Linked DNA regions of Homo sapiens: region 1 is linked to region 2. Evidence: read pairs that join two places in POLR2A ChIA-PET (ENCODE). Cell type or tissue: endothelial cell of umbilical vein. All regions are shown on one strand. Links, peaks and the distances in the headings refer to the core of each region. The heading gives the core; the rest is flanking DNA.

The links. ChIA-PET counts read pairs that join two places held together with the same protein. Peaks named below come from ENCODE experiments on the same cell type or tissue, not always from the same donor. Only the 100,000 strongest peaks of a DNase experiment are listed, where the experiment ranks them.
Region 1: POLR2A ChIA-PET joins it to region 2 with 6 read pairs; 3 of 35 experiments call an interaction of 5 or more read pairs at or near these places.

The regions. Positions count from the first base shown.
Region 1 is chr17:68,207,534-68,220,991 of GRCh38, forward strand. It overlaps a transcript of AMZ2 not described here. Among named protein-coding and RNA genes, the nearest start is that of AMZ2, 34 kb to the right of the region's middle. In endothelial cell of umbilical vein, for the core only: no CTCF peak of the experiment used is centred there; a DNase peak (open chromatin) is centred at 6,228.
Region 2 is chr17:68,118,920-68,136,459 of GRCh38, forward strand. It overlaps LINC00674 (long intergenic non-protein coding RNA 674), which reads left to right. Exons shown (of 6, transcript NR_027418.1): 5 at 6,471-6,561; 6 at 6,666-17,010. It also overlaps the pseudogene LRRC37A16P and the pseudogene SH3GL1P3. Among named protein-coding and RNA genes, the nearest start is that of LINC00674, 26 kb to the left of the region's middle. In endothelial cell of umbilical vein, for the core only: no CTCF peak of the experiment used is centred there; no DNase peak of the experiment used is centred there.

The DNA of each region.
Region 1 (13,458 bases), core at 1,737-9,736, 86 kb after region 2:
GTGTCATGTCTTTCTCAGAGAGACTGCTGTAGTAGAAGTGGTTAACTTGAAAAGTTTCTGATTTTTCATAAATGCTTACTTACTGGAGAAGTAGAGTAGTATTATCTTGAGCCAAATATAAACCTACGTAGGTTGTCCTAATGAGAGGTGACACCGTGCTGGCAGCCCTCATAGCCCTCCCTGGCTGTCGGCGCCTCCTCGGCCTTGGCGCCCACTCTGGGCGCGCTTGAGGAGCCCTTCAGCCCGCCACTGTACTGTGGGAGCCCCTTTCTGGGCTGGCCAAGGCTGGAGCCGGCTCCCTCAGCTTGCGGGGGAGGTGTGGAGGGAGAGGCGCAGGCGGGAACCGGGGCTGCGAGCGGTGCTTGCGGGCCAGCGTGAGTTCCCAGTGGGTGTGGGCTCGGTGGGCACGCACTTGGAGCAGCCGGCAGGCCCCGCCGGCCATGGGCAGTGAGAGGCTTAGCACCTGGGCCAGCAGCTGCTGTGCTCAATTTCTCGCAGGGCCTTAGCTGCCTTCCCACGGGGCAGCACTTGGGACCTGCAGCCCGCCATGCCTGAGCCTCCCCTGCCCCCGTGGGCTCCTGTGTGGCCTGAGCCTCCCTGACGAGCACCGCCCCCTGCCCCACGGCGCCCAGTCCCATCGACCACCCTAGGGCTGAGAAGTGCGGGCACAGGGCGCGGGACTGGCAGGCAGCTCCACCTGCGGCCCCAGTGCGGGATCCACTGGGTGAAGCCAGCTGGGCTCCTGACTCTGGTGGGGGACTTGAAGAACCTTTATGTCTATCTAAGGGATTGTAAATACACCAATCGGCACTCTGTATCTAGCTCAAGGTTTATAAATGCACCAATCAGCACCCTGTGTGTAGCTCAGGGTTTGTGAATGCACCAATCGACAATCTGTATCTAGCTAATCTAGTGGGGAGGTGGAGAACCTTTGTGTTTAGCTCAGGGATTGTAAAGGCACCAGTCAGCGCCCTGTCAAAAGAGACCACTCGGCTCTCTGTAAAATGGACCAATCAGCAGGATTTTGAGTGGGGCCTGATAAGAATAAAAGCAGGCTGCCCCAGCCAGCAGTGGCAACCCATTCAGGTCCCATTCCACATTGTGGAAGCTTTGTTCTTTCGCTCTTTGTGGTGAATTTTGCTGCTGCTCACTCTTTGGGTCCACACTGCCTTTACGAGCTGTAATACTCACCGCGACGGTCTGCAGCTTCACTCCTAAAGCCAGCGAGACCACGAACCAACCAGGAGGAACAAACAACTCCAGACACGTCGCCTTAAGAGCGGTAACACTCACCTGGAAGGTCAAGGTCTGCAGCTTCACTCCTGAAGCCAGCGAGACCACGAACCCACCAGAAGGAAGAAACTCCAAACACATCCGAGCACCAGAAGGAACAAACTCCGGACACGCCGCCTTTAAGAACTGTGACACTCAGCGCGAGGGTCTGCGGCTTCATTCTTGAAGTTAGTGAGACCAGGAACCCACCAATGCTGGACACTAACATAAACTGGAAAAAGGTAATTTGTTTTGCCGGATGGTCAGAATCGTTGCCAGACTTGTCCGGGGAGGCTGTATGGAGAATAAAAGGAATGAATTCAGTGTCAGATATTTATGTCTTATATGTAGAAAGGACTACATGTAAATTTTTGCCAACTTAATTTTAGTACTTTTTTTTTTTTTTTTGATGGAGTCTTGCTCTGTCGCCTAGGCTGGAGTGCAATGGCGCGATCTTGGCTCACTGCAACCTCCACCTCCTGTGCTTAAGCGATTCTCCTGCCTCAGCCTCCCCAGCAGCTGGGATTACAGGCGCCCATCAGCATGCCCGGCTAATTTTTGTGTTTTTAGTAGAGATGGGGTTTCACTATGTTGGCCAGGCTGGTCTCAAATTGCTGACCTCAAGTGATCCGCCTGCCTCTGCCTCCCAAAGTGTTGGGATTACAGGCGTGAGCCACTATGCCCGGCCTTTAGATGTGTCTTGTATTTTGCATGCAAGCGTGTGTTAGTGATGGACTTCTTTTGTAAAATAATATTATAGAAGAAAATAATTGTGGGTGTGTGTGTGTGTGTGTGTGTGTATATGTATATATATATATATATATATATTTTTTTTTTTTTTTATACAGAGTCTCCTCTCAGGCTGGAGTGCAGTGACGTGATTCTGACTCATGGCAACCTCCACCTCCCGGATCAAGTGATTCTCCTGTTTCAGCCTCCTGAGAAGCTGGGATTACAGGTGCCTGCCACCATACCCGGCTAAGTTTTGTATGTTTAGTAGAGATGAGGTTTCACCATGTTGGCCAGGCTGGTCTTGAACTCATAAACTCAGGTGATCCACCCCCTTTGGCCCCCCAAAATGCTGGGATTACAGGCTTGAGCCACCACCCCAGCCCCAGTATATTCTTTTGATTTTAAAAATTAAAATATTATAAAATTAAAACCCAAACCACAATGAGATACCACTTCACATTCACTAGCAGGGCTGTAATGTTTAAAAAAAATAAAAATAAAAAGTGTTGGGGAGGATTTGGGGAAATTGGAACCATTATGTATTGTTAGAGAGAATGTAAAACCATGTAACACTGGAAAATGCTTTGGCAGTTACTCAAAAAGTTAAACTTAGAGCTACTATATGACCCGGTAATTCTATTCATACATATATAGTCAAAAAAGAATTGCAAACAAATGGTCATGCAAAAACGTATACACATATGTATACAGCAGCATTATTCTCAATGACCAAAAGGTGGAAACAGCCTACATGTGCATTAACTGATGAATGGATAACCCAAATGTGATTGATCCATATAACAGATACATTATTCAGCCTTGGAAGGAAATTCCGACATGTTACAACATGGAGAACCCTTGAGGGCATTATGCTAAGCGAAATAAGCCAGTCACCAAAGGACAAATACTGTGTGATTCCACTCATGAGGTACTTAGAGTGTTCAAATTGGTAAAGACAGAAAGTAGAAGGGTGATTACTGTAGGCTGGGAGAAGGAGAGAATGGGGAGTTAGTGCTTAATAGGTACGAGTTTCCATTTGGGAAGATGAAAAAGTTCTGGAGATTGGTTGTACAACAATGTGAATATACTTAACTCTACTGAATTGTACACTTAAAAATGGTTAGAGACAACCAGGTGTGGTAGCTCATGCCTGTAATTCCAGCACTTTGGGGGGCCACGGTGGGAGGATCACTTGAGTCCAGGAGTTCAAGATCAGCCTGGGCAACATAGAGAAATCCTGTCTCTACAAACAATGCAAAAATTAGCCAGGTGTGGTGGTGTGTGCCTGTGGTCCTAGTTACTTGTGAGACTGAGGTAGGAGGATCACCTGAGCCCAAGGAGGTTGAGGCTGCACTGAGCTGTGTTTACACCATTGCACTCCAGCCTGAAAGACAGAGTGAGACCCTGTCTCAAAAAAAAAGGGGGGGGGGGAGGTGGTTAGAGTGTAAATTTTATGTTATGCATACTTTACCACAATTTTCAAAAATTATTTGAAAGAAGCCACACACAAAAATCTTGTTTAGTGAAATCACGTATTGTATGATTTCGTTTATATGGAATGTCCCAAATGGGCAAATTCACAGGAAGTAAGTAAATACTTGCCAGGAAATGGGAGGGGAAATGGTTGAGTAGGGCCAGTGATTCTGGGGCTTCTTTCTGGGGTGATGAAAATGTTCTGGAATTGGCCGGGCACGGTGGCTCACGCCTGTAATCCCAGCGCTTTGGGAGGCCGATGCGGTAGGATCATGAGGTCAGGAGATCGAGACCATCCTGGCTAACACAGTGAAACCCCGTTTCTACTAAAAATGCAAAAAAATTAGCTGGGCGTGGTGGCGGGCATCTGTAGTCCCAGCAACTCGGGAGGCTGAGGCAGGAGAATGGTGTGAACCTGGGAGGTGGAGATTGCAGTGAGCCAAGATTACACCACTGCACTCCAGCCTGGGCAACAAAGCAAGATTCCGTCTTAAAAAAAAAAAAAAGAAAAAATGTTTTGGAATTAAATAGTGGTGATGGTTTTACAACCTTGTGAATACTATACTAAAACCCACTAAATTGTGCACTTATTTAAAAGGGTGAATTTATGGTGTATAAATTAATTATATCTCAATAAAAATAAAAAGTGGTATGAAGAATTGGGAAAACATATGTATATGTATATATATGTATATATGTATATGTATATATATGTATATGTATATATGTGTATATGTATATATGTATATGTATATATGTGTATATGTATATATGTATATGTATATATGTGTATATGTATATATGTATGTGTATGTATATGTATATATGTACATGTATATATATGTATATGTATATATGTGTGTGTATGTATATATATATGCCTTGAGTCTTTTTTAATCAGTTCCCTTTGTCCTTTTAAGTTATACCCAACTGATACTATATTATCATAAGGTTTCCAGTCCAGATCTATCTGTATATCTTTATCTCTATCTATATATATCTGTATTTATATATCTCCAGAAAAATATGCAAAATGGCTTGCTGATTTTCTTTTGATTTTAAAACTTAACATGTTTTTGGCCAGGTGTGGTGACCCACACCTGTAATCCCAGCACTTTGGGAGGCCAAGGTGGGTGGATCACTTTAACCCAGTAATTCAAGACCAGCCTGGGCAACATATCGACACCCCCTTTTCTACAAAAAATACAAAAATTAGCTAGGCATGGTGGCACGTGCCTGTAGTTCCAGCTACTTGAGAAGCTGAGGCAAGAGGATTGCTTGAGCCCAGGAGGCAGAGGTTGCAGTGAGCCAAGAATATACCACTGCACTCCAGCCTGGGTGACAGAACCAAATCTTGTTTCAAAGAAGAAAAAAAAATCTACCCTTGAAGTGGCTTATGCCTGTGATCCCAACACTTTGGGAGGCTAAGGCAGGAGGATGCCTTGAGCCCAGGAGTTTGAGGCTGCAGTGAGCTATGATTATGCCATTGCACTCCAGCTTGGGAGACAGAAAGAGACCTTGTCACAAAAATAAATAATTTAATTAAATAATTTTTTTTCTTTTCTTTCTTTTTTCAGGGTCTCTTTCACCCTGTCATCCAGGTTGGGGTGCAACGGCTCAATCTCAGCTAACTGCCACCTCCACCTCCTAGGTTCAAGCGATACTCCCACCTCAGCCTACCAAGTAGCTAGGATTATACAGGTGCACACCACCACACCTGGCTAATGTCTTTTGTTTGTGTATTTTTTGTAGAGATGGGGGTTTTGTCATGTTGCCTAAACTCCTGGGTTCAAGCAATCCACCGACCTCAGCCTCCCAAAGTGCTGGGATTACAGGAGTGAGCCATCGCACCTGGCCAATTTTTTCCTTTTACTGTGTCTGTGGTTCCACAACTTCCTTTTTTCCTGTTCTCTATGGACTTTCTACCTCATTTGGACTCTGCTTAGATTGGCCTAGTTCTCTTTAATCAAATCTTCAGGAACCAATTCATTACCATTAAAAATGATCTAACAAGCTTTATTTTTTATCATTGTTAAAAATCCTCGTTTTGAGTAACACAACCACAAAGTAAAGAATGTTATCATTGATTTAACCAGTAAAAGACAATACTTAACAATAAAATTTTAAAAACATACGCCAGCCGGCTTACCTGGTGAAAAAAATGATTGCGGCTGCAAGCTGCATTTGCCAGACAATGGTTTTAGATTTGCTGTGCACGCTGAACGCCATGAAAAATGGACTGCCTGGCCTCTTCATAAGGAAATCAATTACTTGCCTCTTTCTGAGTGAAAAGAATGAAAGGATTTAAAAAATCATAATAACCAAAATGGGGAGAATAAAACAAACTGGGCAGAGGGATGGGCTACTTTGCGTCTTCAGCTTCTGAAGTCTTCAAAGCCCTCTTCCAGTTCTTAGAATTAGGTCACATGAAAAAATCTGGTAGGATGAAATGAGTGTCAGAGCAGGGAATGGAAAGGAGAGTAGAAACTTTATCAATGTGCTGTCGAGAGGTCTGAATCCACACTGATTCTTGATTCTTTGTGGCTGGAAGCTTACGGAATCTTCGCTGTCTATGGTGTTCTGCAGTTTTACAGTGATACGCCCTTGTGTGGGCCACTTTCATCCACGAGGTATTTTTGGTGGGCGTTTTCAATCTGGCAATTGTGTTTGATTCTGAGAACTTCTCCTGACAACTTCCTCTTTTCCCTCTTGTATTTATCTTGAGCTATGATTTTATTGAACGTTGGACTTCCTATTTTGGTCTTCTGACATTCTTATCATTTCTCTCCAGTTTTCCTCTTTGTCTCTTTTTCTTTTTGGGGTATTTGTATGTGTTCAGGTTTTTAAGATTTCCTTATCTTGGTCGTCCAACCCTACTATCCAGTTTTTCCTTTCTGCTACCATATTTTTATTATCTAAGAGCTCTTTTGTTTTTAGAATCTTCCTTTAAAAAAATTAGTAAAATCCTGTTTCTGTGTCCTGGATATAGTATTTTCTCTTACTTTTCTGAGGCTATTAATGACAGGTTTTTTTTTTTCTCCTCTGTGCATGGTCTGTTTCTTCTAAGTTGCTGCTTCCTATTCTTTTTTTTTTTTATTTCTTCCTCAGATGTTTATTAATTCTTAATTTTCTGCTTCTCATTAACATCGTGGTACTCTGTAGCCAGTTGGAAGCTCTGAGCAAGTGGGTGGGCCTTATCAATTTTGACTTAACCATTGGATGATTTTCATTGTCTCTTTTATTGGGGGAAATCCCTCTTGTCAGTATCTTGAGGTCTGTCCTCGAGAGTAAGCTCTAGAGGAGCGATGGCATGGAAAGGCCTTTTCCTGTGTCCTGCTTGAAGCATGGAGGTCTTGCTGGTGGTATTCTGGTGGCTGAGTGGTGGAAGAAAGCTTCATTTATTGTGCACACAGCATTTACTATGTATATCGTCACTTAAATCCTCAGTTTTCTGTACAGTACCTTTCTTCACAACTGAGCGTGGTTTCTCCCAGTCCAGGGAACCTCAGTTTACCTCCTCTAGAGACTAGACCTTTGGCAGCTTGAAGGGGAGAGAGATGGTTTAGGAATCTGCTCCAGCCAGTTCCCTATTCTAGAGACACCCCTCCTTGTTATCATTGCGTTTTGAGGATTGTGTTCTCAACTTCACCTTCCTTTTTAGTTGGAGATCAGACTTTCTTGAGTCTGCTGAGGCAGTAATCACTTGTTCATCTACTTTCAGAATTTTTTTTTTAATTGTGTGTCTCCTACTTTATCCTTATGAGTTAGTCTTTAACAATTTTTTTTTTTTTGACAGGGTCTCACTTTGTCACCCAAGCTCTGAACTGCAGTGGCGCTATCTTGGCTAACTGTAGCTTCGACCTCCTGGGCTCAAGCAGTCCTCCTGCTTCAGTCCCGCAAATAGCTGGGACTACAGGTGTGTGACACCACGCCCGGCTAATTTTTGCATTTTTTGTAGAGACAGGGTTTCACCATGTTACTCAGGCTGGTCTCGAACTTGTGAGCTCAAGCCATCTGCCCTCCTCGGCCTCTCAAAGTGCTGGGATTATAGGCGTGAGCCACTGCGTCCAGACTAACAATATTTCTTTAGTATGGTTTTAAGAAGGTTTCAGGAGGGAGCAAAATGAAATCTGTCACCTTAACCCAGAAACTGCTAAGAGAAACAATACATAAGGTTTTAAATGTATATTCTATGTCTTTTGGTTTGGATCAGATATTTTAAGAAATATGTGTAAAATATGTGTAACTTTTTTCTTTTCTTGCTCCCTTACCTCCCAAACATCTGGTCATGGTATTCATTGTGCCATTTTTTGCTTTTGTCTTTGTTTTAACATTTCACTGTTGAGGTGGTAACATGGAAACCTTTGTCAGCAAGGTCATTCCAAATGGTGAAATAACTGTAACCACATTTTTAAAGTTTAAAGTTTACTGCTCTCAGGAAGCTGAGGCACAGGAATCGCTTGAACCTAGGAGGCGGAGGTTGCAATGAGCCGAGATGGAGCCACTGTACTCCAGCCTGGGTGATGGAGTGAGACTCTGTCTGTCTCCAAAAAAAAAAGTTTACTGCTGTGTTGTCATTGTAAGTGGAAATTCAGTGATGGCTGCCTGTCAGGGAGCCCGGTGCTTGTACTCTGTATAGACATTCAGCAGTTATAGCAGGTCACATTCACGCAATCTCAAGTGCCCTCTTGAAAGGAGCTCATAGTCATCAGGATGGCTGGGAACAAATTAGGAAGTAAGTGAAATTTAGTCCATGCTCCAATTCTCCCATTCCTGTGCCTTCCTTTCTGTGCTGCTTGTCCTTACCCTTTGGATATTCACTCTCACTGCCTCTTTCTTTCCCTGTGCTGCCCTTTTTGGCCAGATACAGACCAAAGGTGTCTTGTCCACATACAGAAAAACCTTGACATCTGTAAGGCTCATTACACAGTAATCAGTGGTATAGGTCTTAGTTTCAGAGACCTGTAAAAAGAAGTAGTTGTGATAAGTTAGTAACAGCCAAGAGCAACATTTAGTGAGCACTTCATGCATGCCTCACAGTGTCCTAAGCATTTTATGTATTTTAAAATTAAACCTCCCAACAGCCCAATAACGCAGGTACTATATTTTTAAATTTTATTTTACTTTTAATTAATCACTTTTGGAGACAGGGTCTCACTGTCGCCCAGGCTAGAGTGCAGTGGCATGATCATGGCTCACTGCAGCCTCAATCTCCCAGGCTCAGGCTGTCCTCTCACCTCAGCCCCCCTAGGAGCTGGGACTACAGGCATGTGCCACCACGCCCAGCTGATTTTTTTATTTTTTATTTTGTAGAGGTCTCACTGTGTTGGCCAGGCTGGTCTCGAACTCCTGGGTTCAAGCAATCCTCCCACCGCAGCCTCCCAAAGTGATAGGATTACAGGCCTGGGTCACCATGCCCTGCCTTGCAGGCACTATTTTTGTCTGCATTTTATAGATGAAGAGACTAAATCTCAAAGAGGTTAAATAATTTGCCCTTGATTTGCCCAAGATCCTATGGCTCTTAGGAGGTAGAACCTGGAATTTTTTTCAGAACGTATTTTATGAGAGTATTTTCAATACCTTATTTTATACTGTAGTCTATAGAGTTTTCAAACCATCTTCTTGAGAAATCTGCAACTTGCATTGTTTTAGCTGTTAAAACCAATGCTTATAACTCGAGGAGAAAGATACTGTAATGGTTTTTGTTATATCTGCAGTGAGTATTTATGAAATCTTTAGGCCGGGCACGGTGGCTCACGCCTGTAATCCCAGCACTTCGGGAGGCTGAGGCGGGCAGATCACAAGGTCAGGAGTTTGAGACCATCCTGCCTAACATGGTGAAATCCCATCTCTACTAAAAACACACAAAAAAATTAGCCAGGCGTGGTGGCACGTGCCTGTAGTTCCAGCTACTCGGGAGGCTGAAGCAGGAGAATGGTGTGAACCCGGGAGGTGGAGCTTGCAGTGAGCCGAGTTTGCGCCCCTGCACTCCAGCCTGGGCGACAGAGCGAGACTCCGTCTCAAAAAAAAAAAAAAAAAAGTCTTTAAAATTTTGAAATAAAGGCGTTTTAAGAAAATCTCAACTAAGTGGCCTTTCAGAAAAGTTCTGTTTCCTGATATATCAGTATCAATATATGAAACAGCATTCAGGGAAGCAAAATATATACTATTTGATAGTTACATAAATGCAAACCTTTGAAATCACATGACTCAGATGACAAATACCTGTGGGTGAATTTTTGATACATTGTCGAGGAAATCAAATATTCTGTTTTTCTTAGTGGAACAGTAAAATTCTTTACTCAAGTTATATTTGTCAATAAAACTGTTCATTTAAGTTTATTTGCTTTAAAAGCTATAGTCGTCATTCAAATTGCCTTTTTTGATGCATAATAAAGTGCACAGATTTTAAAGATGATTTCAGGCAAATAGGATTATCTTTTTCCATGCTGTGATATCTTGAGTATTTTTCTATGTAAAGTCAAGTAGGAAACTTTAAACATAGTGATAATTAAGTGTTCTGTGTCAACAATTTTGACAAATCTGAAAGATTTTACATCTTTTATGAAAATGAGATTAAAGTAATTTCAGTTTAACTGTACTTTTGTGGTAGATTACATGTGGACTCCTCATGATAGTTTTAAAGCCATGTAAAATTTTCACACAGTTTATAGTATGCAGAGGTTTTAATTGTAATGTTAGCAATTTATAGAAATTAAGTTTTCCATTATTGCTTTTATTTAATAAGTGCTTAAAAATATGTTATTTGTATAGGTTAGTGAAGCATATAATAAAAAAGATTTTTTTTTTTTTTTTTTTTGAGATGGAGGCTGGCTCTGTCGCCCAGGCTGGAGTACAGTGACGTGATCTCAGCTCACTGCAAGCTCCACCTCCCGGGTTCACGCCATTCTCCTGCCTCAGCCTCCTGAGTAGCTGGGACTACAGGCGCCCGCCATCACGCCCACCTAATTTTGTGTATTTTTAGTAGAGATGGGATTTCACCATGTTAGCCAGGATGGTCTCGATCTCCTGACCTCGTGATCTGCCTGCCTCTGCCTCCCAAAGTGCTGGGATTACAGGCATGAGCCACCGTGTCCGGCCAAAAAAAAGGTTCTTATACATGAATTTATGGTCCACCTGAGGAACCAAGACATATTCAGCATATAACTTAGAGGTCAGTTTTCATTCATTATGTAAGTGGGCCAATCTTTGTTAACTATTGCTTTTATCCTGTCAATCTTTGCTCTGAAATTAGGACCTACTAAAATAGAAATGGGCAGATAAGATTAGCATGTTTTTCTGTCACTGTCCATTCTAAATAAAACTACGTGAACACAGCATTATGTTTTATTTTTTTTTTGTAGAGACAGAGTCTCACTATGTTGCCAGGCTGGTCTCGAACTCCTGGGCTCAAGCGATCCTCCAGCCTTGGCCTCCCGAAGTGCTAGGATTACAACAGGTGTGAACCACCACACGCATTTAAGCAGCATTTAAAATCAATCTATATTCTTTTCATTTTCCAAATGAACTAAACTATACTTTTAAATCTATACAGCTTTCTACTCCCCTTTCTAGCTACAAGCCACATGTGAGCTTATTGACTTTAGTTGCCATCAGACCTGTGTCTGAATTCCTTCTGTCCACATTCAGTTCTGTATGTCCAGCAGACTCCTGGACATGTCTGCAAAGCAGGCACCTCAAATGTGTTTAAAACTGAACTCATAATTTCCCCCCATTACCTACTCTTCATCTAGTGTTCTCATCTTAGTAAATGGGATTACTGTCCCACCAGCTGCTCAAGCTAGAAATATGAGAATAAACTTTTTCCTTTATTGTTTGCTATGCCTTTAAAATAAATATTGAATCAGTTTCTCTCCATTCCCACTGTCCCTCCGTGATACAAGCCAGTGTCATCTCGATTAGACTAGTCGGTCACCCCTAAAGTGGTCTATATGTAACCCCCTACCTCAACCCTCCAAGATTTATTTTTTATTTTTTGAGATGGAGTCTCACCCAGGCTGGAGTGCAGTGGCCCAATCTCGGCTCACTGCAACCCCCAAAAATTCAAGCAATTCTCTTACCTTAGCCTCCCAGGTAGCTGGGATTACAGGTGCACCTGGCTAATTTTGTATTTTTAGTAGAGACAGGGTTTCACCATGTTGGCCAGGCTGGTCTTGAACGCCTGACCTTGTAATCCGCCCGCCTCAGCCTCCCAAAGTGCTGAGATGACAGGTGTGAGCCACCGTGCCCAGCTGCATCAGCCTTTTTCTAACCGGCCTTCCCTTCCAGCTTCCTCCACTCTAGCTAAACTAGATGGCTTCTTTGCCCCACACCTCTCACCTCTTCTGTCTGGTTCTGTTTGCCACATGGCAAATCCTACTCATCCTTCAAGACCCAGTTCAAGGGAGGATATCCCAATTGCTATGCATCCTGGGCTAGAAGCAGTTCTTTCTCTGAGTACTTATCCCATGTTACTGCTTTTTCAGGGAACTTAAATCATTCCACATTACTGCTATTATTATTATTACTATTATTTATTGAGATAGGGTCTCACTCTGCCACCCAGGCTGGAGTGCAGTGGCACAGTCATAGGCCACTTTCGCTTTGACTTCCCAGGTTTAAGTGATCCTCCCACCTCAGCCTCTCAAGTAGCTGGGACCACAGTTACGCACCACCACATCTGGCAAATTTTTTTTTTTTTTTTGTAGAGATGAGGTCTCGCTATATTGCCCAGGCTGGTCTCTAACTCCTGAGCTCAAACAATCTGCCCACCTCAGTCTCCCGAAGTGCTGGGATTGTAGGCATGAGCCACCTCGCCTGACCTCTGTACCTTATTTTGAAGCTATTATTGTTCATAGATTCTTAGCTCCTCCACTCCACTGTGCTGTGAACTCGACATTGCTACACAGATGCTCCTGTTAAGCTCTTTGAGTGCCCATCAGATTCAATCTAATTCAAATCTCAATCAAATTGTGATGAGAATCTGACTGTGGAGGAGTGGAGAGAATGCCACCCTGCCAGTATGGAGACTGGCTCTCCAGTTTTATAGCATATGAATTATATCTCAATAAGGCTGTTCAAAGAATCTGAGACTTCAGTCACTCCACAAAGTTAGCAAAGAGATTAAAAGTAAATATGGCAAAATGTTAGCTTTTCTGAGTGATGGGAATCACAAAATATTTTGTCTTCTTTATACTTCTCTGTTTTCTAAATTTTCTACAAAGAGCATTGGTTACTTTTATATGAAGAAAAAACTTAATAAACATTTAGAGGCAGAAGATCAGCCCTGCATTTGACCTGCAAAGACTATGCCTCCCCTTGCTTTACAAGAGTTCACCTACTGCATTGATCTCGGTCATCACATGTGTAACTATTTGTCTTCCAGTCTGACTTCTAGATTAGACTGTAAGCTCCCGGAAGTCAGAGATCACTGTATTTGTCTCATTTGCCTCTGAATCCTCAGTCTAGTAGCTTGATGGGTATATACCCATCAAGTATAAGTGCTCAAAAAATGTTTGTAGAATTTAACTGAATTTGTTAAATGTCTACTATGTCACCCATGTGCTGGACACTTTGGGTGATAAGAAAATGATCCACTTATGGAGTTGAATTTAAGATGCTTCCAGTCCAGCAGGGGAGAAGACACAGGTGCATAAGTACTTAAGCCAAGATACCATTCGAGGGGACTAGATAAAATGCTCCAACCCTTCAGAGAAAGGCAATTCCTTCCATCTACGTGCAATCAGGGACACTTTTTTTCTTTTTCTTTCTCTTTTTTTTTTTTTTTTGAGACAGGGTCTCAATCTGTCTCGCCCAGGCTGGGGTGCAGTGGTGCGATCTCGGCTCACTACAACCTCCGCCTCCTGGGTTCAAGCGATTCCCCTGCCTCAGCCTCTGGGGTAGCTGGGATTACAGGTGCATGCCTCCACGCCCGGCTAATTTTTGTATTCTTTAGTAGAGACAAGGTTTCTCCATGTTGGC
Region 2 (17,540 bases), core at 3,932-11,931:
GCTAAAATGAAAAAGATTGGTAACACCATTGGCCAGGATAAAGAGCAACTAGAATGCTCATTTGTTGCCAATATGAGTATAAATTAGCACAAATAGTTCAGAAAACTGTTTGGTGGTGGTATCTATTAAAGCTAAACATGCCAGGCACAGTGGCTTACGCCTGTAATCCCAGCACTTTGGGAGGCTGAGGCGGGCGGATCATGAGGTCAGGAGGTCGAGACCATCCTGGCTAACACAGTGAAACCCCATCTCTACTAAAAATACAAAAAATTAGCTGGGTGTGGTGGCACGTGCCTGTAGTCCCAGCTACTCAGGAGGGTGAGGCAGGAGAATTGCTTGAACCGGGGCGGTAGAGGTTGCAGTGAGCCGAGATCACACCACTGCACTCCAGCCTGGGCGTCAGAGAGAGACTCCGTCTCAGGAAAAAAAAGTAAATCTATCCAAGAACCTAGCAATTCCTTTCCCAGGTATATACCCACAGAAATAAGCACTGAGGTTCTCCAAAAGCACGTACAAGATGTTCACTACAGCTTTCTTCATAATAGTCAAAACCTGGAAACAGCTGGGCGTGGTGGCTCACACCTGTAATCCCGGAACTTTGGGAGGCTGAGGCGGGCGGATCACAAGGTCAGGAGTTCGAGACCAGCCTGGCCAATATAGTGAAACCCTGTGTCTACTAAAAATAAAAAAATTAGCTGTGTGCGGTGGCACGTGCCTGTAATCCCAGCTACGTGGGAGGCTGAGGCAGGAGAATCACCTGAACCTGAGAGGCAGAGGTTGTAGTGAGCCAAGATCATGCCACTTCACGCCAGCCTGGGCAGCACAGTGAGATTCCGTCTCAAACAAATCTGGAAACAACCCAAATGTCCATTAACGAGAATGGGTGATAGGCTGTGATATATTTTTACAATGGAGTATTACAGAACAATGGAAAAGAATGAACTACAGTCTTATGCTGTATGTACAGCTGAAGCTCACAGATGTAGTGTTCAGTGAAAGAAACCAGATACAAAAGAGTACATACTGTGTGATTCCATTTATAGGCGTGAGGTTCAACAACAGGAAAAACTAACGCACGGCTCTAGAAGTCAGAATGGTGGTTTTCAAGGGGCACAATGACTGGGAGAAGGTACACAGGAGCCTCTGGTGGGCTAGACATGTTCTAGATCTTGATCTAGGTGGTGGTCACAGGGTGCACATCATAGGTAAATACTCACCAAGGTGGAGGACACTGAAGATCTGGTACTTTAGATACATCATTCCTCAAAAAGTTTTTAACGGAGAAAGTGGGGCAATTCAATGGGGGAAAGGACGGCCTTTTTAACAAATGGTGCTGGTTCTACTGGGTATCTGCATCCTTGATACACAGAAGTTAACTCAAGATGGACCACAGACTCACATGTAAGAGCTAAAATAACATTCTTAGAAGAAATCATGGAAGTAAATCTTCGTGACCTTGGATTAGGTAATGGGTACTTAGATACCACACCAAAAGCACAAGTGACAAAAACTAGATATATTGAACTACATCAAAATTAGAAGCTTTTATGCTGCCAACAATACCATCAAAAGAGTGAACAGAATGGGAGAAAATATTTGTAAATCATGTATCTGGTAAGGTTCTAGTATCCAGAATATATACGATTTAAAGAACTAGCCTGGGCAACATGGTGAAACCTCGTCTCTATAAAAAATATAAAAAAAATTAGCTGGTCTTGGTGGTGTGAGCCTGTAGTCCCAGCTACTCAGGAGGCTAAGGTGGGAGGAGCACCTGAGCCTGGAAAGTTGAGGCTGCAGTGAGCTGAGATCATGCCACTGCACTCCAGCCTGGGTGACAGAGCAAGGCTCTGTCTCAAAAATAAATAAAAAAGAAGAGAAAAAAAGTACTATTATAATCCAACAACAACAACAACAAAACATAGTTTTAAAATGGGCAAAGGTAGGCTGAATGTGGTGGCTAACACTTGTAATCCTGGCACTTTTAGAGGTTGAAGCGGGAGGATCACTTGAGCCCAGGAATTTGAGACCATCCTGGCAACATCACAAAGCCCCATCTCTACAAAAAATTAGCTGGTCATGGTGCCGCATGCCTATAATCCCAGCTACGTGGGAGGCTGAGGTGGGAGAATCACTTGAGGTCGGGAGGTTGAGGCTGCAGTGAGCTGTGATCATGCCACTGCACTCCAGTCTGTACAACACAGTGAGATCCTGTCTCAAAAAAAAAAAAAAAAAAAAAAAAAAGCCAAAGGTTTGGAATAGACATTTCTCCAAAGAAGATACACAAATGGCCAATACACACATGGAAAGATGTTCAACTTCATTAACTGTCAGGGAAACATAGATCAGAACCACGATGAGCTCCCACTTCTTACCCACAGTGATGGCTATCATAATTTTTTAAAAAACTAGACAGTAGGCCAGGCACAGTGGCTCACGGCTGTAATCCCAGCACTTCCGGAGGCTGAGCCAGGTGGATCACGGGGTCAGGAGTTCGAGACCAGCCTGACCAACATGGTGAAACCCCGTCTACTAAAAATACAAAAATTAGCCGGACGAGGTGGCATATACCTATAATCCCATCTACTCAGGAGGGTGAGGCAGGAGAATCACTTGAACCCTTGAACCTGCAGCCAAGATCGTGCCACTGCACTCCAGCCTGGGTGAAAGAGCAAGACTCTGTCTCAAAAAAAAAAAAAAAAAAGTATACTGACAAACCTTGGGAGGCTGAGGCAGGAGAATTGCTTGAAACAGTTCAGTTGTGAACTGCTGGGATGTATGTCACAGCTGATCAACATGTGAAGATACTGGTACTTGATAGCCTGTTAAGGAAAATTTGCTTCCAAATTTTAAGCTGGAAAGTCACTGGAATAACTTTAAAAAAGAATTACAATACCTGGCTTTTTAGATTTTCTTTACGTGTGTTAAGAATTGTGTACAAATTGAAATGTCTGTACTGATCCTCAACTAATAAAATCTCAATTATGAATGAAAAAATAAGTAGTTTTGCAGGAGGCCTGATGTGGGCTGGAGTCACTCTGTGTTCTCCTCCTACAGCAGGGCCTCACTCTCCTCCCCCTCAGCAGCCGACTCTCCAGTTGGGGTCTTCTCTGTTGGGGATTCAGTGTCCCTGGGATAAGAATAACAGTGCCAAGGTTTTGATTCTTGAAAGGAGCAATTTAGCTTCTCACCCCCTCCTCATTTTAGATGGGAACCGTGAGGGCCCTGTCGTCTACCTGGTGTCCCTGTTGAAGATCTCATCCTCATTGGAAGACTCCTTGTCATGCAGCTTCATGGTTTCTTGTTTTTGTTTGTTTTTTTGAGACAGAGTTTTGTTCTTGTTGCCCAGGCTGGAGTGCAATGGTGCGATCTTGGCTCACTGCAACCTCCGCCTCCTGGGTTCAAGCAATTCTCCTGCCTCAGCCTCCCAGGTAGCTGGGATTATAGGCCTGCACCACCACACCTAGCTAATTTTGTATTTTTAGTAGAGACGGGGTTTCGCCATGTTGGTCAGGCTGGTCTTGAACTCCCAACTGTTACGTATGTCCATGTGAGGAGAGTCCACCAACAGGCTTTGTGTGAGCAACAAGGTTGTTTATTTCACTTGGGTGCAAGTGGACTGAGTCCACAAAGAGAGTCAGCAAAGGGAGATGGGGTGGAGCAGCTTTATAGGATTTGGGTAGGTGGTGGAAAATTACAGTTAAAGGTAGTTATCTCTTGCAGACAGGGCAGGGGTCACAAGGTGCAGGATGGGGAGATCATGAGACTCATTGTCCAGGGGAGGAATGTCACAAGGCCAGTTGATTAGTTGGGGTGGGGCAGGAACAAATCACCATGGTGGAATGTCATCAGTGAAGGCAGGAACTGGCTGTTTCATTTTTTTGGTGGTTCTTCAGTTGCTCCAGGCCACCTGGACGAATACCTGCAGATCACAGGGGTTAACGATGGCTTAGCTTGGGCTCAGCGGCCTGACATTGAGGATCCTTCTTTATCTTTTTCTGATGCCCTTCTATGAGAATGAATATGTTTTGGAAGAAAATGCAATTAAGATTATCCATCACAACAACCACTATCTCCAAATCTGTATTCATTGCTTCTATTCATTATTCATTATAAGTCTCATCTACCTGATGAAATAACTTTTTTGAAGATAGGAATTGTATGCTGTTTAACAGTGCTTTGATTCTTCCACAGTTCAGTCATCCTTGATATCTTGCAGGGGATTGGTTCTAGGATACCGCTGCCACGCCATACCAGAATCTGTGGATGCTCAGTCCCTTACATATAATGGTGCAGTATTTGCGTATAACCAACACACATCCCCCCATATACTTTATTGACTTAGAGACAAGATCACCCTCTGTTGCTCAGCCGGAGTGCAGTGTCACAATCACAGCTCACTGCAGCCTCAACCTCCTGGGTTCCAGTGATCCGCCCACCTCAGCCTCTTGAGTAGCTGGGACTACAGGTGCATACCACCACACCTGGCTAATTTTAAAAAAATTTTTATTTTTAGTAAAGACAAGTTCTCACTATACTGCCCAGGTTGGCCTCCCAAAGTATTGGGATTACAAGGGTGAGCCACGGTACCTGGCCCCATGTACTTTAAGTCATCACTAATAAAATGTATAGATATTGTACAATGGTGACAGTTGTTATGCTGTCTTTTCTATTTGTATTTTTATTGTTTCTTTTTTCAAATATTCAGCCTCATCTAGTTGAATCTGAAGATGTGGACCTGATGATGAAGAGGGCTGACTGTATCTAACTTAGGGTCTTGCATGCAGCTGGCACTTAATACATTTTATTGACTATTTTAGCTAACATTCAACAGACAATTCCTAATAAAAAACTCTTAAAAGTAGGAAAAAAAGTCCTTCCTCTAAAGTGGCAGGAAAATCAGCCTAGGCAACATAGCGAGACCTTGTCTCTACAAAAAAAATTTTTTTTAATTAGCTGCCTGCTTGTAGTCCCAGCCACTCAGGAAGCTGAGGCAGGAGGATCCCTTAAGCCCAGGAGCTTGAGGTTACAATGAGCTAGATCACACCATTGCTCTCCAGCCTGGGTGACAACAAGGCCCTGAGAAAGAAGAAAAAAAAAGAAAAAGGAAAGGAAGGAAAGAATATAAGTATTGAAAAGGAAGAGACAAAACTGATTATTTGCATATGAAATGATAAATGTGAGACAGCCAAGGAAGCCTAAGAGAATCAACTAAGTTTGTCTTACTGGAAGTAATATGAGAATTCAATACAGTGGCTATATAAAAATCAAGACAGCAGCACACAGACCTCAACTACTTTTCCCATGTACCACCAATAACTAATTAGAAAATGGAAGGAAGATCCCATTTACAATAGCAATACAAATGTATGGAGTATTTAGGAACAAAAATGCAAAGATCTTTTATCTAACAAAAAATATATAAAATCTATATGATGAAAACCCTAAAACTCTTCTGAAAGACATTAAAAAGAAATGAGTACATGAGGCAGCACATTTCTAGAATGTTGTACAGATGTCAATTCTCAAATTAGTCTACAAATTTAATGTAATCCTATTCAAATCCTCAGATAGTTTTTGGTGGTGGCTGTTTTTGAGACAGGGCCTCGCTCTGTTGCCCAGGCTAGAGTGCAGTGGTATGACTACAGATCACTGCATCCTCGACCTCCCAGGCTCAAGCAATCCTCCCACTTCAGCCTCTGAAGTCTCTCATATGGTGTCCGAGAAATGGGGACAAATCTCACAAAGGGACTAGGCTCAGGAGGGCTGGAATATTCAGGGAAGGTTTCAAGCAGAAAGATGAACTTGAGTTGGCTTTTGAGAGATTCATAGGATTCCCACAGGCAGAGTGAAATAAGGGAATTTTAGATGAACAAACGCACAGACAAAAGCAGAAATGCAGATGGTGTGACTGGGGGATGGTGAGGGGCTGCTCTGGCTGGAATGGAGGGCTGGCTGCCACAATAGTGGAAATGGTAAATGAGGCAAATAAGGTTGGATTGGTAGGATAGCATCAAGGTTGCCAGCTTATTAAATCACTCTTCCAATATGCTAGCACTGGCCTATTGGGAAAAGTAATGCATCATGTAATCAAACAAAAGGCAAACAGAGGCAAGCTCCAGGAATGGGCACTGTAAACAGGACTCACCCTAGAGTGGCCAGATGTAGACTTTAGATATGTTAATGCAGGTTGAGCATCTCTAATCCGAGGGGGAATGTCTCATATGGTGTCCAAGAAATGGGCACATCTCACAGAGGGCCTAGACTCAGGAGGGCTACAGTATGAGACATTTCCCCTCCCTTGTGAACTTAAAAATGTGGCCAACAATTTTTTTAAAAGATGGTTACCCTGCAGTGCTTTAACTGGACCTATTTAGACAACGCCTTACACACTGGAGAAGGATGATACTTTGTGACTCTAATAAATCTACCAGACAATACTTCTCTCTTTTGGCTGTCTCCTTCCTCTCCAGGGTGATGACAACTCCGTGAGGGTGGAGATTATACATCTCTCATCATTTCAGCAACAAGGAAATAAATTAGTGGCAGAGTAAGGGTGACTTGGTGAGTACATCCAATTGTTGACATAGTTTTGGGTGGGAGAAATTTTGCTATTATATCAACTTCTTAAAATGGTCTAGTGGGATTAACTTTGTTTCAATTCACAGAGATCTCTTGGAAGCGAGGATCCTTTAAAAATCCTGGAATATACACTGCAGTAAAAGAACAAAGCATACCTCAGCCTTAAACGACTGAAGAAGAATGTCAAGTGGGGAAGTGGCTTTGGTTTTCAGTTTGTGGGTTCTGAATCCACACAAAGACAGGATTGCTTTCTGAAAACCTGAATTAATTATTGTCCTTACCTCAATAAGACAAAAAATTAGAATCAAAATCGTTAGTATTACAGTCACAGATATCACCAAGATTAGTTTGTTGTTATAGCCATATCCTGGAACTTCTTTCGTGAGCTAAAAAAAAAAAAAAAGAAAAAAGGAAAGAACAATTAAAAAAAGAGTGAAAGCTAACTTTTCAAAACCCCAGTATTCTAGTTGAGTAGCTTACAGGTTCTTTTTTTTTTTTTTTTGAGACAGGGTCTCACTCTGTCACCCAGGCTGGAGTACAGTGGTGTGATCACAGTTCACTGCAGACTCGACCTCCCTGGGCTCAGGTGATCCTCCCACCTCAGCCTCTAGAGTAGCTGGAATTATAGGCACAAGTCACCACACCCAACTAATTTTTGTATTTTTTGTGAAGATAGGGTTTCACTATATTGGTCAAGCTGGTCTCAAACTCCTCTGACTTCAAGTGATCTACCCACCTCGGCCTCCCAAAGTGCTGGGTTTACAGGCGTGAGCTACCATGCCCAGCCTACAGTTCATCCTGTGCACTAATCTGTTTCACTCTCTAAATGAACAAAGTGGGAGATCACTGTCATGGCCAAAGTTACATGGCCAAGACAAACTATGGCCTGGGAGTCCCAGGTTCTCCTGTGTGGGCACTTTCCTGGCATATGCTAAATGATGGGAAAGTCTGGGTCTCATGTTTCTGTGTGGTCCTCACCTCACTCGACTTCTGCTCTTTCTGTTCACTCTGGGCTTCTGTGCTTTCATTAATATAGTTCTTAGTTTTCCACTGGTCTGTATCCCATTCTGCCTTGGACGCCTTTACTTCCTGCTGCTCACTGAGAAGCCTCATCAGGAGGCCTGTCCTGGAGATGAGCTTGGCACAGGTCACTTGCACATAGGTCTCGGAGCAGTCCGTCTTCAAGGTCCAGATAACATGAGAAATGAAGCTTCTCACATCGTTGTTGGGGATGACGGACTGTAGTTGATGGGTTAGCGGAATTTCAAACTGATCACCTGGGGATGAGAGCAATGGGTAACTGAAGCTTTTGGGCTCGGGGGACAGGTCAGTGCCCACGTTGTTGTATTCCCATTTTGTCTCAGTTTGTTTAACAGTTGGCTCTAAGTTGAATGCAGTCCTAGTGGGAATCTGCCTCAGGAAGATGATTGTAGTTTGTGTTTTCAGAGATGGTGCCTTCTGGCATAGTAGTGTTTTCCATAAAAACGTTTTCTTCAGAGGCATTTCTTGCAGTTGTGTTTTTTACAGTAGTGTTTTCTATAAAACATTCTGAAGGAGCAAATACTTCTGGAAAAGGGTTTTCTTGAGGACTCAGGTCTCCTGAGGATGAAAAAGCCCCTTGTGAAGGGGAATTTATGAGGCTCTTCACTGCAGAGAACGGCGGCCTCTTTGCGAGCATCAGTCTATTGAGATAACTTTTCTTTCTCAATTTTCTAATCTTTTTGGCCTTGGGTGTTCTGTGGGCCACACGGGAGTGAGTTTTATGAAAGTGGTATTTTTTTCTGGAATGTACTACTCGTTTAGCAGCCTTCATATTTTTTAACTCTAGCCTTTGCATTTTCTAAAATTAAAATGGTGTAGGCTAAGTCTTTCAATCTGTCTATGACCTGAGGTAGGGCTTTTGCAGTTGTGGAAGGCAGAAGGCATGCCCATGGAGAAGGGTTTCAGCAAAGAGGAGACTGTTGGCTTCTGCTCTTGGGTGAATGAAGGCTTGGTGTAGACGGCGTTTCCCGCTACGTTCTCGGGCCCCTGCACTATGTGAGGCTATTCCAGCTCCCTTGGGGCTGGACTCCCGAGCCTTTTTTCTTTGGCAGCATTCTCCCCAAATGCCTGGGCACCCTGTTCCCTCCTGATACTCTGCTTTCCCACCGCTTTGAAGGGCCTTTTCTGGATGCTCCTTGGGCCCATGAGGACTCTGTTCACTCTCTGCAGGTTTTTGCCTACACTTTGAACCTTTGCCAGGCTGTTTTCCTGTGGTTGGACAGTTTCTAATTTCTTTTCAAATATTTGGCATTTAAATTTGTTACCTAGAAGGCTGGACTGCATAAGCATGGCAGTTTTTTCTTCCCTTTTAACTTCATCGATTTTTTTCTTGTATTTCTGCATCTAACATCTTTTCTAGCAAATACACCTTTCTCAATTTATTTTCATAAGTTGAATTGTTGGATGCAGGTTGAAACAAGGGGCTCTTTGTATTGTTTTTCAAAACAGGAGCTTATCTCCATCTTGCACATTTGAAAAAAGCAGTTTAATGAATGGTAACAACATTGATTCCGCATCTAGATTTCCTGCTGAGAAATAAGGCAAGATGTAATTTAGCGCAGTGATAACATCACTCTTATCATAAGTGTCTAGCTGCTCACTCCCAAAGACTGACAAGTTGATGCCACTGCTGTCTGAGGCTGCCTCCGGCTCAGTAGTCAGCTCAATGCTCATGTGCTTCTTCTGGGCTTGTAACACCTTCATGAACACTCTTTCTGGATTCCCTACAGATGCTTCTTCACCTGTCAAAAAAAAGAGACTGCTTTGATCATGAAAGATAATGGAACGGCATGCATCAGTCCACAGCTGTATGCCCCAGTCACACAAAGTAGGAGTCAGCAAACATTAGAGTGCCATTCAGAGAGGAGAAACACACACCCAAGCCTAAATCTATGAAATGGCAACAACAAAAGGAGGAAAAGACATCTTTTGAAAATATGGCTACTTACTTGGAACATTCCTAGTGTGACATAGAGTAACTCTGCTTAGGATTATTTCGTTGATCCCCAGGGGCCAATTGCCCAGTGCTCAGTCAAAGCCCAAGGTGGAAGACAAGTGCTTCCCTGATGAGCTGTCCTCTCTGCAGACTGCTCCGTACCCTGTGCTGTCCTGCCTCAGATGCAGAGAGAGCACAAGCCTCCCTCCTCATCCTCAGTGTGCCTGTGTTCTTACTACCATCACAGCTGAATGCAATGAAAGGCTATCCTCTGAGAGGAGCAGGGTGGAGATGCTAAAGTGGAGGCCCCCTCCCATTGCTGATAGATCCTCATCTGGCATGCACTCCACCCACCCACCCCATTCTCTGCTACCACATATCGTAGCCCCATTAAAGAAGAAGTGACATGGAAAAAACACTGTGCCCACCCTAGTCCTTTTCTTAAATTTGGGCAGAGATCCAGGGTATAGGTTAAGAGATTTTTAATTTGCCAGATGGTATGCCTATGTTGTTAAATATACAATGAATCTATGGTATGATAGCAGTTTCTGGATAAACATTACTTGAGGTCCTAAAATGCAGAAGGGAAAAAGCAGCTTTTGTCAGATGCTTACTTTGCTTTCATTTCATCTCTAATATTTTGGATGGGGAACCATCCAAAGCTTCTGGCCGCATGAAGGTCAAGTGTGCCAGTGTGCAGCTGGGTTTCTTTTCCAGAATTAAAAGTATTTTGGGTGGTGCTGAGGGTCAGAGGAAGAAGTAAAAATTGTGAGAAAGGAGAAACATGGGCTTGGGGAGAACCCAGAATTGGGGACAGAAGACCTGGCACTAAGCTATAGCACTTAGCACCTCTGATCTTGTTTTTCCTCGTCCGTAAAAGGAGATTAACAATGCTTTTCTGCCCACCTCTTGGGGAGAAGGGAATAATTTAGTTGGTAAAAAAAAAACTTTTGAATAATAAGCAACTCTGTCTTTATATAAGTAGCCAAGCATTATTAATTATCCACCCCATATCACTGGTAGATACCTGTATTCAAGCTATGTGGACATAAAAGCAGTCACATTTTAGAAGTCATGAAGTTGGTGCTAATAAACCTAATCTACAGAAAAACTCTTGAAAGCACTTGAGCATTTGTTCTGTGAATAGAAAGGTTTGAGATTCAGAGCAAGTTCAGAGTTGGATGGTCTAAGAATGGAAAAGCCCTCCATTCCATTAGAAGAGCCAGGGAGCAATTTCTGGTTATGGAACCAGAAGCTCTCAGGCTTCAAATAAAACAGCATCACTTGTACTCTTATAAAATTGTAAAAACAAAAACAAAACTGGATCTACATTTGTCCTAAAAGGCAGAGAGTACTTGAGACCTCATGCATATAAAACCAGCTTACAAACTACATCGCACTATATGAAGAAATTATCACTGGGGGCAAATCACCAAGTAGGGAGCACAATACACAGGGTGTGGATGTTAATGTCATTCCCTAGCCTTCTCATTCCCTTCTCTTGGTCCTTTATGCATATGGAACAGTTCCATTATTAAATTTTGTAATAATAACTGAGAACCTGACTCCCAGCAAGGGAGTAGTTCAGAAGTTGAGGGAGTTTAAATCTGAATGAGTAAATAAAGCAATTATATCATTAGCTTAAAATTTTATCATCAATTAAAAATAAATTTAAAAACAAATACTTAAAATAATGTAACAATTTATCACCAGGCAATTTGGACTCACGACAATGTGTGGTGTTTGTCAGACATGCACTGTTGCAATGCAGCTTGACTGTCTTGCAGACAGCCTCAATGCTATTTTTAAATTGGCAGAGGCAGCAGGCCATATGGCTAGGTAAGATCCTATAAGATGAAAACACAAAACAATAAATAGTGGTAAAGCAGTTACTTGAGTAGGCAAAGGAGGCAGGCCAACGCTACCACAGGGCTGGGCAGAAAGGTGTTACTGAGGCCTGTGGACTGGACAGTTGGGTAGGAACCAGAAGGGCAATGGGAAGGAGGACAAAGGTGCCCAACTGAAGGGTAAGCATGGCAGTGAGTATGGTATGCCTAGAATAAAAGTGGTTGGGATTAGAATTGGGTGACACTGATCAGTAGTTTAATTCAGAAGTATCTCTTCCCAACTCAAAAGTCTCACTTTGGGCTGAAAGTACACAGGAAGAAAGTAGACTTCTAAGAAGAGTCTGAATAAGCCCCCAACTTCTGGAGTCCCTTTCTCAATTTCTGTTGGCAGTGGGAAATATTAGAAATTACTCTGGGCATTAAAAATAGCTCAGTTTAACCTGGATTGTGGGGTTAAAAAAATAACAGATTGCATTGGCCAAATCTCGACAATTTGAGCATTCAAAAGAGTAACAATAAGCTACAACATAATTAATATATAAAAAAGAATCCATGAAGAATGATATTTAAAAAGAGAGGGAGTTGTTCTTTAATGAAATAATGCCAGCTAATGAATGTAGAAGGAATGACAGAATTTTAAAAAGTGTTACTTTGCAACCACCAATGTAATAAAAATTGATTCAGACAAGGATTGTCATTGATGGACACAGCTGGGTGAGAAGACATTTGAGAACAGGATCTTTACTGATCTCAAAGTACCACCACACAGATATTTTATTAATTACCAAAGGGAAAAATTATTTTTTATTTTTTTATGAGACAAAGTCTCACTCTGTCACCCAGGCTGAAATACAGTGGCAAAATCGTAGCTCACAACAGCCTCGACCCCCACCCTGGGCTCAAGTGAGTCTCCAAATTCAGCCCCCCAAGTATATGGGACTATAGTCTTGTACCACCACACCCAGCTAATTTTTTTTTTTTTTTTTTTTTTTTTTTGTATTTTTAGTAGAGACAGGGTTTCACCTTGTTGCTCAGGCTGGTCTAAAACTCCTGGACTCAAGCGATCTGCCCGTCTCGGCCTTCCAAAGTGCTGGGATTATAAGCATGAGCCACCACACCCAGCAAAATAACTACAATGGAGAGATCTGGAAGATCACCTTAAACAAGTGATCAAACTTAGCATTATGAGCCACCTGCAATCACGAGGCAGGAAGGATATATCACCTATGCAGTATTTTTCCCAAAAATGCTTACCTTGAATCTCATCATGTGGAAACAGACAAATCCAGATTATGGGACAATTTACAAAACAACTATCTTTGACTCTTAAAAAATGCCATGTCATGAAAGATCAAAAAAAGTAGAGGAATGTTTTAGATTAAAGGAAATGAAGACATGACATGCAGTGCCTAATCTTTGATTGGATTCTGTGCTATTCTTTCATCTTTCTGGTATGTTTGAATTTTTTTTGAAATATAAACTTGGGCAAAAGAGATAACCAAGATAATTGATTAATTTATTGTTATGGCTCATTGGGGGCAGTTTCAGAGAAATAAAAACAATCTTTGTAACTGGAGTAAATTCTCAAGGTTAATCTTAAGCAATATAGCATGGTCATTAAGAATACAGATTCCACAGCCAGACTAGGCTTAAATCCCAGCTCTGTGAATAATGTGAATTTGGGCACATTGATTAATCTCTGTTCCTTGGCCTTGTCATTATAATAGTACCTACCTCTAATGAGTTTTGAGGATTAGATGAATCAGTACCTGAAAAATGCCTGACACACAGTGAGTGCTCAATAAATGTTAACTACTGTAATTATTACATTACAGAGGTTGTGGGGGGGCCTTTTCTGAGTCCTCCAAAAGGATGACTTTATTAGGGCCACATTAAGACTGTGGAAACAGAAGAGTATTCAACAGATAAATGAAGTCTATGAGTTGGGGGTACAATTTATGGAGTTTTAGATTAAAACTGCATCCAATAAGTTGGTCTGACACATCTTTCAAACCTATAGAGGAATAATCACAAGTGACTAGTATTCCTTTGGGTCCAATAGAGGTCTCTGATCTTCATACAGATTGAATGTACCCAGAACCGTAACCTAGCATTTTACTTATATAGCAACCTTAACTCTGACACAAAAGTGTTTCTTTTGTTTTGAGGCCAAGTCTCACTCTGTTACACAGGCTGAGTGCAGTGGTGCAATCTCACTTCACTGCAGCCTCTGCCTCCTGGGCTCAAATGATCCTCCCACCTCAGCCTCCTGAGTAGCTAGAACTACAGGTGAGTGCCACCATGCCTGGCTCATTTTTGTATTTTTTGTAGAGATGGGGTTTCACCATGTTGCCCAGGCTGGTCTCAAACTCCTGAGCTCAAGCAACCCTCTCTCCTTGGCCTCCCAAAGTGCTGGGATTACAGGCATGAGCCTGAAGTTTAATTGTTATTCTTTTCCTGCCCCCGACTTTTGATTTTAAACATTTTCTTTTTTTCCTTTAAGCCTTAGGATGGCTAGGAAGCATTTTCAGATGGTATAATGAACACCTGTATAACTTTCATCTGGAATCAACAGTTGCTAATACTTTGCCACATTTGCTTTCCATGTGTGTATGTCTATACATTTTCTGGACAAACCATTTGAGAGTCAGTTGCAGACAAAATGACCCTTTGCCATTAAAGACTTCAGTGTGCAGCCCCTAAGAAGCAAGGCATTCTCCTGCATAACCAGAGGACTATCATCACCCAATGGAACTTCATATTATCATTGTCTACTATGCAGCCCATATACACATTTTCACAATTGTCCCAATCATAACATGGCTTAAAAAATTCAGAATCCAATCCAACATCAGACATTGCATTTAGCGTTCATGATTTTTTTTTTTTTTTTTGTAGAAAGACCTTTAATACTTCTGTTTACAAAATTCAGGCATACATTTCAGTTTGCCCTGAACCGTGCCCAAGGCTGTGTGCTCATCTCTGCCAGGATGTCTGTGCCCTCATGTACTGCTGACGTGGAGGGTGCAGAGCAGAGCCTGGGGTCTGGAGGCTTCGCTGGGCCTCAGGGGGAGGGGAATGTGAATGTGGCCCGGCCCAGAGGACCCTCCATTTCATCAGTTTTGGATTGGGCAACAGAGGAAGCAGATGTCTGGGCTGCAGACCTGCTGGTCTGGGCAGGGGTTTGGGAACCCCGGGGTTGCCTGCCATGGTCTAGAGGAGATGGCTGCGGCTACTTCCCACAGGGTGGGGTGGCCACTAGGGGCTTGAAGATTTGCTCACTGGAGCCTTTGTGCTTGGCCCTCAGCAGCACAGCTGGGGCTGTGGTCCCGTGCAAGGTGTGCTGAGGGTTGTGTAGGTGGCTGGTGGTGGCAGCTTGTGCCAGAGTGACACAGGCTTCTGTGGGCCTGGCTGGGGGCAGTTAAAAAGCCGAAAAGGTACTTGGCTTTGTGAGGGCAAGGCTTGGGAGGCGGGGCCCTGCAGGACGTCATGTTCTCTGTCCTGGTTAGGAGGGGGGAGGTGTTGGGGGGGGGAAGGTGGGGCAGATCCCAACTGGCCCCTGTCCCTGGGCTGCAAGCTGACAGCAGGCCAGGGAAGCAGTGAGGCCTTCTGCCCTGGCCTTGGGGAGAAGGAGTGCATGTGTGAGGCTGGGATACAGTGGCCCTGGAGTGGGGCTAGGGCTCATCGCCAGCACCAGGCGCGGGGAGGATTTAAAACCAGAGTCCTGTCTCTGAGCCACCCCACAGGGACGCTTGATCCAAGCCTGTTAAGGCCGTGGAACTCGAGGGTAGGCAGTGGGCTGGGCCACCGTGGGTTCAGGATGGAGGTGTGGGGGCTGCCCTGGAGGAACGTTAGTGTTTCTGAGAGCACCTTAGTGTTGCTCTGCCTCAGCCAGCTGGGCAAGGAGTTGGGGAGCGGGGAGGAGGCCGGCGCCATGGAGTGGGGAAGGGAGCCGTCACTGTTGGGGATCAGCCGCTAGTGTAAACGAGCATCTCCACCCACCCAGATAAGCCCCCCACCCAAGTGTGGAGCCCTGCTCAGGGAGTACCTCAAGGGCCCCGGCCTGGGTGGCGCCAGCAGGCTTGGACACTGCCCTGGCAGCAGGGGCCCCGTGGAAGGCAGGATACCCAGCAGGGGGTGCCACCCAGTGTGGATGGAGGGGCAGGGCGGGGGCGCCCCTGAGTCACTGGGCAGAGGCACGAGCACGTCCACATAGCTGAGCAGGAAGAAGCCCGACTGGCCGTCCAGCATGCCCTCGTATCAGTTCTCGTTCATCTGGTTGATCAGCATGAAGACATCGCCCTCATGGAAGCCCAGCTCCCTATCTTTCTCCGGCTCCAAGTCATACAGCCCTTGCAGCTCGGCTGGTCTAGGGGCGGCATGCTCCTGCTAGGAGTCCAGATGGACTTGTCGTAAGATCGGAAAGAGGACGAAGCTGCGATCTTGGGGACTGTGGTGCAGGGGAAGCCCCGGTTGGACTGCTCAGGCTTTCCGAGGTCAAAGCACTCCCGGGGCTTGGGCTTATACTCCCGCCTGGGTCGTGAGGAAGCTTCCCGGATCCTGCACTTGAACTTCTGGGCCAGCTGGTCCAGGATCTGCACGGCCTGCCGGTGGTAGTCCAGCTGCGCCTCTGCCAAGGCCGGGAGTTGACTCACCTACTGGATGTCGGTCTCCAGGAGGTTGTGCATGCTGGTTTCTGCCACCTCCTTGGACTCCTCAAACTTCTCCAGCGCCTGGTGCAGCTCCTCTTCGGGGATCTTGCCCTGCCGCTTCTTTTAGTCAAAGTCCAGGCGGCGGCCCTCCAGCTTCTGCAGGTGGTGCTGGATCTCCTTCAGGTCTTTCTCACATAGGTTCTGGAGGGGGTCAATGAAGTTATGCTTGACCTCTATGTCCAGGGAGTCCTTCACCTCTGCCAGGTGCTTCATGGGCTCGCCGGCATCCAGCAGTGCATCGCTGAAGTTGGACTCGTCGCGCAGCTCCTTCCCATGGCGGATCAGGCACTCGCCCAGGAGCCCCCCTGACTGCAGGTAGCCGGGGTTCTTCACCTGGCCCCGGATCTTGCACGCGGTGTTGAGCATGGTCAGTTTAGCCTGCGAGGCTGGGTTGGGCTGCGGGTACTCGATGGTCCTGGACAGTACTTACGTCACCGCCTTGCTGATGACATCCACCTTCTCCATCTCTTCGAAGTCATCATCCAGCTTGGTCCCCTCAGCCCCTCCGACCTTCTCACTGACCAGTTGGCTCGCCTTGTAGAACTGCTTCTTCAGCCCGGCAACCGACATGCTGCCTCCTGCCGCGGAACCTTCCGCCCAGACCCCCCTGCCCAGACCCCGCCAGCGACAGGCTCCCGGGCACCACCAACCCTCTGCGCGCCTCAGCGGCCCCCATCAGCACCGCCTCCACCACCCGCTTGCCAGCTCGGCGCCCGCCCCGGCGCCGCCTCGAGTTCATGATTCTTTAGTCTCCTTCAATCTAGATCTGTTCCCAGGATTGTTTAAAAGCATACTGACAAACCTTTGAGACTGTAAATGACCTGAGGTATACATTATCTTTACTTGAGAATAGTAATTTTTCAATATGCATTAAAGATCATTACACATGAGCTAAGACAAATGAGCTGGTCTACTTACTTTGTATATAAATGTGTAAACTCCTGAAGACTTCCAATAATGAACTCCAATAAGGCAATTAGTTCAATGTCTTTATGGCCTTGGCGACAAATGGTTACAGACAATGAGAGCATTTTTCCTATACACTAATGGTCAAGAAAAAAGCAGACAGATCCTCACTATCTTAGAGAACTAAGTGAGAAAGCTGGTCAGTGAAGAGGACTTCATCCAGAGAGGAAGGGATCTAGCTGACAGAAAGATGCTGCAGGAGGCTGAGGAAAGTGAGCCTAGAGCAGTAAAACAGATCTAACAACGTGGTGAAGGTAAGAAAGTGACCTGACAAAAATGAATGGAGCAGAGTACTAAATGAAGGGCTAATCTTGTATAATGCCCTCAACCAGCCTTAGCATAACTGAGTTTCTATTTAGCTTGCATATTGTGGGGGGATGGGGGTGGTGGTGGCACAATTTAAGTTGCAGTAAGTTGTGTAACAAACTCCCAATAGGGCCCTGGAGAAATACATATATA